Regions from separate parts of the Homo sapiens genome. Here region 2 is linked to region 1. A link is an interaction called in ENCODE POLR2A ChIA-PET data of the cell type or tissue named here. Cell type or tissue: MCF 10A. All regions are shown on one strand.

Region 1 (5,000 bases):
TCAGTTCTTAAATCATTCTGCATCCAGCTGGCTCTTGATCTCAGGCTGTGATCAAGTCCGTCAGTCCTTTACTTGAGTGTGGGCCTTAGACTGAGGGGGGATCTCTGGTGCCTGACCAGCCCAGAGGAGCAGTAGACTCACACCCCATTCTCCTGAGGGATGCATGTCAGTTGAGGCATTCCATGACAGAATTAGCTCTTTTGACTGCCACATTCCACTGTGGACTCAAATCCTGGGTCTTTTCTTCATGTGCTGCTAAGTTAGGTCCAGGGACCTGAAGAGGAAAACTTTAGGGTCGAATAAAAACATTGATCTGGCTGGGCTCAGTTGCTCACACCTGTAATCCCAGTACTTTGGGAGTCTGAGGTGGAAGGATTGCTTAAGGCCAAGAGTATGAGACAGATCTGGGCAGCACAGCAAGGCCACATCTCTAGAGACCAAAAAAAAATTTGTTTTAATAAAATAGCTAGGTGTGGTGGCATGCATCTGTAATCCAGCTACTCGGGAGACTGAGGCAGGAGAATTGCTTGAACCCGGGAAGCAGAGGTTGCAGTGAGCCAAGTTTGTGCCACTGCACTCCAGCCTGGGTGACAAGAGCGAAACTCCGTCTGGAAAAAAAAGAAGAAGGTGGGTATGGCAGGCAGGATTTTGGCCCACATGACCTTAGTCCTCTGGTGCTACTTCCATGCTATGTTATGTGGCAAAGGGACTTCTCACTAGGATGCATGATGTTAGCCGTGGGTTTCGTGTAGATGTTCTTTATCAAGGTAAGGACGTCTCTCCTTGTATCCTTAGCTTGCTGAGGGTTTTTATCACATAGGTATGTTGAATTCTGCCAGATACTCTTTCTGCATCTATTGATTGGTCTATGATTTCTCTTTTCTAGCCTGTTGATATGATGGATTATGTTAATTGATTTTTGAACCAGCCTTGCGTACCTGGGATAAATTCCACTTGGTCATGGTGTACAATTCTTTTGATACATTGGTGGATTCCATCTGCTAGAATTCTGTTGAGGATTTTTGCATCTGTGTTTATGAGAGCAGTTGGTGTGTAGTTTTTCTTTCTTGTAATATCCTTTTTTGATTTTGTAATGCTGGCCTCCTGGGATGAGTTAGGAAGTGTTCTCTCTACTTCTGTTTTCTGGAAGAGACTGCAAATAAACGGTATCATTTGTTCCTTCAATGTTTGGTAGAATTCATTTGTGAAACCATCTGGGCCTAGTGCTTTCAGTTTTTGAATGCTAATTATTGATTCAATTCCTTTAATAGATATAGGCCTTCCTGAATTATATGTGTCTCCTTTGTGAATAGGTACCAGTTCTGTACCCTTGTGTCTTTCAAGGAATTGATCCTTTTTGTCTACATTTTCAAACTGGGGGGTATAGAGCTGTTGGTAATGTCCCTGCTATCTTCCAAAAGTCCATGGTATCTATAATGATGGCTCCTTTTAATATATTATTATTATTATTTTTTTTTTTTAATGAGACGGAGTCTCACTCTATCACCAGGCTGGAGTGCAGTGGTGCGATCTCGGCTCACTGCAACCTCCGTCTCCCGGGTTCAAGTGATTCTCCTGCCTCAGCCTCTTGAGTACTGGGATTACAGGTGCGTGCCACTGCGCCTGGCTAATTTTTGTATTTTTAGTAGAGAGGGGGTTTCACCATGTTGGCCAGGCTGGTCTCGAACTCCTGACCTCGTGATCTGCCCGCCTTAGCCTCCCAAAGTGCTGGGATTACAGATGTGAGACACCATGCCTGGCCAATATATTGTATTTTCATTTTCATTCAGTTCAAAATATTTTCTAATTTCAGTTGTGGCTTTCCTTGGGACATAAGAGAATGGAGAAAAGGAAATAAATCAACAGGCAATTTCTCCCACTTTCTGAGTGTCATGAGTCCCTTTTCCTCCTCTTTCAGCCTGTACTAAGTCTTCCCCAGGGCTTTCTCATCTGTGCCCTCATGCCCACTTCCAGATCAGGAGCTACCAGAGATAAGATGAGGAACTTGCCTCAGCATCCTTCACGTTCCAGCCTTCTCCCCGGTCCCACTGCTGCTGTTTCCTCTGCAGAGTCCTCAGGCAGCCGCCCCCTGCGCCATGTTTTGGCTTCAACGCTGCGTGTGGTGGGAGCAAGGTGGATGTGTTTTTTTCTTTTTTTTTTTTCTTTTTTTTTTTTTTTTGGAGACAGAGTCACCCAGGCTGGAGTGCAGTGGTGCCATCTCGGCTCACTGCAAGCTCCGCCTCCCAGATTCAGGCCATTCTCCTGCCTCAGCCTCCTGAGTAGCTGGGACTACAGGCGCCCGCCACCACGCCTGGCTAATTTTTTGTATTTTTAGTAGAGATGGGGTTTCACCATGTTAGCCAGGATCGTCTCGATCTCCCGACGTCGTGATCCGCCCGCCCCGGCCTCCCAGAGTGCTGGGATTACAGGAGTGAGCCACCACACCCGGCCAAGGGTGGATGTGCTTTTACTGCATCTGGACCTGGGACTGGAGTCTCCTGGACGTCTTTTCCTTATGGAATAATTTCTTACAAGGCTGTGGTCAAGATGAGCCTAAGTAACCTGGAAGCAGCAGACAGTCACCCAGCTGGACATGGGGGTTGGCGCTGATGGCAGAAAAGGGAAAGGAGAGAACACTTCCCAGGGAAGCTGAAACCTGGCTGACTCTTGGCTGGGTGTGGGAGGGTGGGGTGGGGCGGGGCAGGTGTTCCAGGTGCAGAGACCAGCTGCGGTCTGAGGCGGGAGAAAGCGTGGTGTCTTTAGGGAATACAAGCTAAGGATTTCATACTGTCGTGGCACTGTGTGCAGCAGAACATCCAAGGAAAAGGCGAAATCAGGGAGAGGCCAGGTCAGGCAGGAAGTAGGACTTTGCAAACATTCTAGGGTGGTCAGATTTTGTTGCAATTTTATGGGGAAAGTATGACTTTCCTGTAGCTGCTGCAACAAGCTAGTACAAATATTATGACTTAAAATGCAGCCAGTGCATTACAGCTGAAGGACCGAAGCCCAAAGCCAGCCGCACTGGGCTGAAGCCAAGGTGCCTGTGGGCTGGTTCGTTCTGGAAGCTTCAGAGGGTCGGCTTCCTGCCTTTTCCAGCTTCCAGTGGCCGCCTACATTCCTTGGCTTATGGCACCCCCGTCCTTAAAGGCATCACTTCATTCTCTGGTTCCAGCATCACATCACCTTCCGGTGATCATATCGGGACCACCTGGATAATCTGGGTTATCTCCCCATCTCATGCACTTCATTACCTCAGCCCCATCCCTTTTGCCCTAAAAGGCAACAGTCACAGGTTCTTGGGCTTAGGACACAGACATCTTGGGGGTCCCTACTCAGCCTACCAAGAGGGCATTTCACAGATTTTGATTGGAGGGAGTGATGTGATACAGCTGTCATATTTGAGGCTTAGAAAGATCTGTCTGGCCACAGAGAGAGTAGGAGGAGTAAGGGTGGAGGCCTGCAGAGTGGTTGGGAAGCTGAGAAGTAATCTGTGCCGGTGATGGAAGGTACAGCAGAGGCAGTGGTGTGAGGATAGGAAAGAACACTCAGGAGCTGTAACCCACAGAACTTGGAGCCGGATAGATGTGGAATGGGTGAGGGAGGAAGTCTCGCAGGGCTCCGGGTCTCTGCCTTCATCAGCTGGGTCACTGGTGGTGTCACTGACTGAAGAGGGAGTTACCCCTGAGATAAGCAGGGAATCTTGGTGAGCAGTGAGGCCCCTGAGTCTGGGAAGGCAGCTGGCAGTAGCTATTTGATTGTGCCCAGCACATAGGCAGTGCTTGAATCTGTGATGGCACGAGATGACTCAGGGACTGTGTCTAGAATTCGAAGGAGTGTAGAAGCTGCTGGGGAACAATGACCTCTGCAGTTAGAGAGAAGAGAGGGTATGAAAGGAAGCTAGTGAGGCAGGGGAATGCCAGGCAGCAGTCACGGGCAGCCCGGCCAGAGCGGGGAGCTGACATATCCGCATTCAGACCAAGTCGTCCCTCAGCTAGGGAACGGCCGCCTCTTACTGAGGCCACCTGAAACCCTGAAAGGAAAAGGTGGAGAATGGTTTTGTGTTTTCGGTGTTAAGCTTGGGGGCCAGAGGCTCAGACTGGGAGCAGAGCTGTTTCTTGGACCCTCACTGTGTGCACACATGGGGTGCTGAACAAGGCCCCCTCCGTGGAACCCGGTGTGGCCAGCGGGACCCGCTGAGCTCTCAGGCTGGCTCTGGCAACAGCTGAAAAGCTCCATTATTTGCCTTTCTGGGTACATCTGCTGAAGAGGCTCAGCGTTTTGGGGCAGTGTGAACGTCTCCCTGCCACTGAGAACAATATTCGCCCTCTGCTGTCAACCCCTGCAGGGCCTCAGAGAAAGACGCTGCTGGAGGGTGGGAGGCCTGCCCACTGTTTCTTCCATGGGTATTGTTGCTTTTCCCTCTTGTGGCACCTCCTCCCCAGCCCAGGGTAGGCTGAAGGGGCAAGGACAACGCTGAACAGACGAGATGGGACCTAGCCCCCGGGAGCAGGGTAGGCCCTTTGGTAGGACTGGATGTCACGAGTGGGATGTGTTTCAGATGGAGCAACGGGCATGCTGAGATGGAAAAGCAGGAATGGGCATGAAGTGTACAGGGGCAGGGCTGGGGATGGCTCAGCTGAGGGGAGCCCTCCAGGGTCCCTAGCTGCCAGGACACTGCCCAGGAGAGGGGGCAGGAAGGGGCCCTCAGCCCTGTTCCTTCCCTTTGAGGCTTTGTGTTTGTGCGGCCCTCATTTTCCTGCACCCAATCTCATATGACCTTCTCAGAACCATGCACCTTGAAGTGAGTGAGGGTCAAAGAATGAAACAACTGCCCCAGTTACCAACAGTCAGGGATGAAGCCAGGGTGGAAACCAAGGTCTTCCATCCCTGGGGAGGGGAAGGGAACTCACTTTGGGGGTGCTCCTTATGTGCCAGGTATCTAATTTCTTACAAGGCTATGGTCAAGATGAGCCAGAGTAACCTGGAAGCAGCAGACGGTC
Region 2 (5,000 bases), 150 kb after region 1:
AAATTAAAAATCTGGAGCTGAGATGACTAAATGTAGTATTGGATCCTGAAACAGAAAAAGGCCATTTGGGAGAACCTGAGGAAATCTGAACAAAATCTGGACATCAGTGACTATCAGAGTCAGTGTTACTCCGTTCGCATGACAAATGTGCCATGCTAGTGTGAGACCTTATGGTCGGGGAGCCCTGGTGTGGGTGCCTGGGAACTCTGTGCTGGTTGACCGGTTGTTCTGTACATCTAAAACTGTTCTTTAAAAGTCTATCAAAAATAATCTTTTTAAAAAACAAAAGCTAGTCTGGGTGCAAGTGGCTCACGCTTGGAATCCCAGCACTTTGGGAAGCCAAGGGCGGATCACCTGAGGTCAGGAGTTCAAGACCAGCCTAGCGAACATGGCAAAACCCCATCTCTACTAAAAATAGAAACAAACTCAGTCCAGTGCAGAGAGCCCAGTGACCTGGCTGGCCGGCAAGCTTTGGCCCCTTGTGAGCGTGTGAAGAAACTTCACCTCTCTGGGCCCCAGCTTCCTCATCTGTAGAATGGACACATCATTTCGCCTTCCTTGTTCATGTCGCAAGGATGAAGTGAGAGGCCCCTGTAGGGCCACACCCGGACACGTATCCCAGTCCCGCAGCGCAGAGCCACTGGGGAGCCTGCACCTGCCGTTTTGCCCGGGCAGGGACCACATGCATGCCAGGGCTCCCCGGGAGCCTCACCTCTCACCCTCCTTCTTGCTTCTCACTCTACTCCAGCCACTCTGCAGTTCTTCCATGACCAGCAGCAACCCCACCCTCTTGCTTCTGGGACTAGATGCTGTCCCTGTTGCCTGGAACACTCTTCACCCCCCTTGCTACCCTGACACCTCCCAACGTGCCCCACCAGGATCTCCCAGGCCTGGTTGGGCCTCCTGTGCCTGTGGTTTCCCAGCATCATCACGCAACATTATTTGTTTAACTCCCTTATTTCCTGCCAGACCCCCATCACCTTCACATTGCATCCTCAGAACCCTGCGTGTGTCTGTGGCGCATACCCAATGGGCTCTGGATAAATACATTTGAGTGAATTCAGAAAGCAGTGAACCAATGCGCAGACGTGAACTGGAAGCACCTGGCTGTTTGGTGCTGGATGAACAGCCAGGCCGCCTGCACCCTGCCCAGTGCCCCCCATGCCCAGATTCCTGTTTCTACTCCAAGACTGTATGCCAGACTCTTTAGAGAAGTTTCTCAAAGGGCCCCAAGGCCATGTCAAAGACTGCATTGCCTGCATTTGCTGGAGCAGAGCTCAGTAAGTCAGTACTCACTTTGTTAATGGCTTTTGATGGACAGCAGTGGATCTCAAATTTGAGCATGCACCAGAGTCATCCAGAGGGCTATGCAGACACAACCTGGGGGCCCCACCCCAGAGTTTCTGATTCAGTGGGTCTGGGGACGGGTCTCAAGGATTTGCATCTCTACCAAGTTCCCTAAGTGCTGCTGCTGGTCTGGGGACCACACTTTGAGAACCACTGACTTGCAGGGCAGTAGGTCAGCATGGGAAAGAGATGCATAAGGAGGACATTCCTCCACCTCTCTCCCTGGGTGGGCAGAGCTACCTGCCTTCCCTTGTAAGGGGAAGCAGAAAATTGTTTGGCTGCTGTTCACCAGAGGCAAAGGCACCCTCACTGAGCATTTATCTAGAATCTAGAGCTCTTAGCTGCTGTGCTGTCTAAACACTGTTGGAATTTCAGAATGAATCAGAGACTGCTGACTTGTCTTCCTATAAAAAATTTAAAATCCAAAATCAAGACTGGCCTTTGTGTTGCTGGGCCATGTTGTTTTTGTTCATTTATTCACCTGCATACACCGTGGGGCACATGGTCCCATCCTTTAACGCTTTCCTATGAATTAGCTGTGTGAGACCCACAGTAGCTTTGTAAGAGAGTTTGAGCCCAGTCTAAGCAGACAAGTGACTGGCTCTCCCACTGGCTGTTTGCACAGAGCCTGGATCTCCTGGCTTCAGTCCCGGAGTCCTTCCCCCACCTTCACCTTCACTCCCTCTCCCACGAATGCCTGCTCAACCTTCCGTTCATGCAGTTGTGAAACCCTCAGGAAACACCTCCTCAATCCCACACCCTGTGCTGGGAGCTGGAATGTAAAATGATGAGTAAAAGTACTGGGAGACTCATGTTGAAACTCGCTTTTCTTTTCTCCCAGGCTGCAAATTTGCTAGATGAACAATCATTTTGTGAACTGCTGAGACCCCAGCTGGGACTACTGAAAAGCCAAGAAAAGTAGTGACTCCTACAAGAAATCTGTTTTATTCCCCTCGAGAGACCATTGCTTTTAAAATACCCCAGAAAAGAAAGTGTAGCAGCAAGACAGAGAGGGAGAGCAAGGGAAAGAGATGCCTTGCCTTTTAAGACATATACTATGCTATTCACGGATCAAATTATGTGATGTCTGGGACTTGTTTAAAATAGCAGAGAACTGAAAGAAATCAAAGAGGATCTAAATATGGAGAGAGATTCTGTGTTCATGGATGGGAGGGCTCAACAGAGTAAAGATTTCAGTTGTCTCCGAGTTGATACATAGGTTTAATGTAATTCCTATCAAAATCTCAGCAGGATTTTTTTCTAGCTATAGACAAGATTATTCTAAAATTTATATGGAAAGGCAAAGGAACAGGAATAGCTAAAACAGGAGGCCAGGGGAGGAAACAAAAAAGAATAGCTAAAACATTTCTGAAAAGAGGAATTAAGTAAGATGAACCACTCTACCAAATTTCAAGAATTATTTTATACCCACAGAAAACAAGACTATTTGGTATGAGAGGTGGATGAACACATTGATCAATGGGACAGAATAGAAAATCCAGAAATAGTGCCAAACAAGTACAGCCAACCAGTTGTTTAAACAATTGTGGTATAATCCACATGCCATTGTTATTTTCATATTTTGTTATTCTTGTTGTTTTTGTAATGACCATACTAAGGATGAACTGGCATACCGCTGTGATTTTTATTTGCATTTCCCTAATGATTAGTGATGTCGTATGTCCTTATTTATATGCTATTGACCATTCGTATGTCTTCTTTGAAGAAATGTCTATTCAAATCCTTTGCCTATTTTTGAGTTGGGCTAGTTTTTGAGTTTTTTGTTTGTTTTGTTTTTTGAGTTGTGGGAGTTTTTCAAAAATGTATTCTGGATGTTATTCCCTTATCAGATATATGATTTGCAGATATTTTCTTCCATTCTATGGGTTGCCTTTTCTCTCTTGATACTGTCCTTTAATGCACAAAAGATTTAAATTTTGATACAGTTCAATTTACCTATTTTTTTCCTGTTGCCTGTGCTTTTGGTCTTATATCCAAGAAATTATTTACAGATTCACTGCTGTAAAGCTTTCCCCTGTTTTCTTCTAAGAGTATTATAGTTTTAACTTTTATATTTAGGACTTTGTCCATTTTGAGTTAATTTTTATGTGTGTTAGGTAAGGGTTTAACTTCATTATTTTGCATTTGGATATCCAGCTTCCCAACACTGTTCGCTGTAAAGACTGTCTTTTCCCTCACAGTGTTAGCACCTTTGTCGAAAATCAATTGACCACATATGGGAGGGTTTATTTCTGGATCCTCTATTCAGTTCTATTGGTCTATATATCTATCCTTATGCCATTTCCACATTATTTGATTATTGTGACTTTGTAGTAAGTTTTGAAATCAGGAAATGCGGGTCCTCCAACTTTGTTTTTTTCAAAATAATTTTGGCTAGTCAGGACCCCTTGAGATTCCATGTGAATTTTAATGATGAATTTTTCTATGTGTGTAAAAAAATGCCACTGGGGCTGGGCGCAGTGGCTCATGCCTGTAATCTCAGCATTTTGGGAGGCTGAGGTGGGTGGATCACCTGAGGTTGGGAGTTCGAGACCAGCCTGACCAACATGGAGAAACCCTGTCTATACTAAAAATACAAGATTATCTCGGTGTGGTGTCACATGCCTGTAATCCCAGCTACCTGGGAGGCTGAGGCATGAGAATCGCTTGAACCCGGGAGGCGGAGGTTGCCGTGAGCTGAGATCGTGCCATTGCACTGCAGCCTGGGCAACAAGAGTGAAACTCTGTCTCAAAAAAAAAAAGTCATTGGATTTTTATAGGAATGCATTGAATACACAGATTGCTTTAGGTGGTATTGTCATCTTAAATATATTAAGACTTTCAATTTATGAACATGGGACGTCTTTCTTTGCTTTTTTTTTTTTCCAGCAATGTTTTGTAGCTTTTATTCTACACATCTTTGGCCTCCTTGGTTAAGTTTATTCCTAAGTATTTTATTCTTTGGTTTTTGTTTTTGTTTTTGTTTTTTTGAGATGGAGTCTCGCTCTGTCGCCCAGGCTGGAGTGCAGTGGCGCGATCTCGGCTCACTGCAAGCTCCGCCTCCCGGGTTCATGCCATTCTCCTGCCTCAGCCTCCTGAATAGCTGGGACTACAGGCGCCTGCCACCACGGCCGGCTAATTTTTTTGTATTTTTAGTAAAGACGGGGTTTCACTGTGTTAGCCAGGATGGTCTCGATTTCCTGACCTCGTGATCCGCCCGCCTCGGCCTCCCAAAGTGCTGGGATTACAGGCGTGAGCCACCATGCCTGGCCAGTATTTTATTCTTTTTAATGCTATTGTAATGAAATTTTCAAAAGTTTCCTTTTCAGATTACTCATTGCAAATATACAGAAATAAAACTGATTTTTGTGTGTTAATTTATATTCTGTAGCCTTGCTGAATTTTAGTAGCTTTAATAATTTTATTGTGGATTCTTTAAGGTATGCTACATGTAAGAAGATGTCATCTGCAAACAGATAATTTTATTTTTCCTTTTCAATGTGGATGTCCTTTATTCTTTTTCTTTATTTTATTTTATTTATTATACTTTAAGTTTTAGGGTACATGTGCACAATGTGCAGGTTTGTTACATATGTATACATGTGCCATGTTGGTGTGCTGCACCCATTAACTCTTCATTTAACATTAGGTAT

The links. Peaks named below come from ENCODE experiments on the same cell type or tissue, not always from the same donor. Only the 100,000 strongest peaks of a DNase experiment are listed, where the experiment ranks them.
Region 2: POLR2A ChIA-PET joins it to region 1 with 5 read pairs; 2 of 35 experiments call an interaction of 5 or more read pairs at or near these places.

The regions. Positions count from the first base shown.
Region 1 is chr2:130,865,774-130,870,773 of GRCh38, forward strand. The region is part of intron 1 of ARHGEF4 (Rho guanine nucleotide exchange factor 4); the gene reads left to right. Among named protein-coding and RNA genes, the nearest start is that of ARHGEF4-AS1, 31 kb to the left of the region's middle. In MCF 10A, no CTCF peak of the experiment used is centred here; a DNase peak (open chromatin) is centred at 2,678.
Region 2 is chr2:131,015,315-131,020,314 of GRCh38, forward strand. All of the region lies in intron 4 of ARHGEF4 (Rho guanine nucleotide exchange factor 4), which reads left to right. Among named protein-coding and RNA genes, the nearest start is that of SMIM39, 17 kb to the right of the region's middle. In MCF 10A, no CTCF peak of the experiment used is centred here; a DNase peak (open chromatin) is centred at 2,067.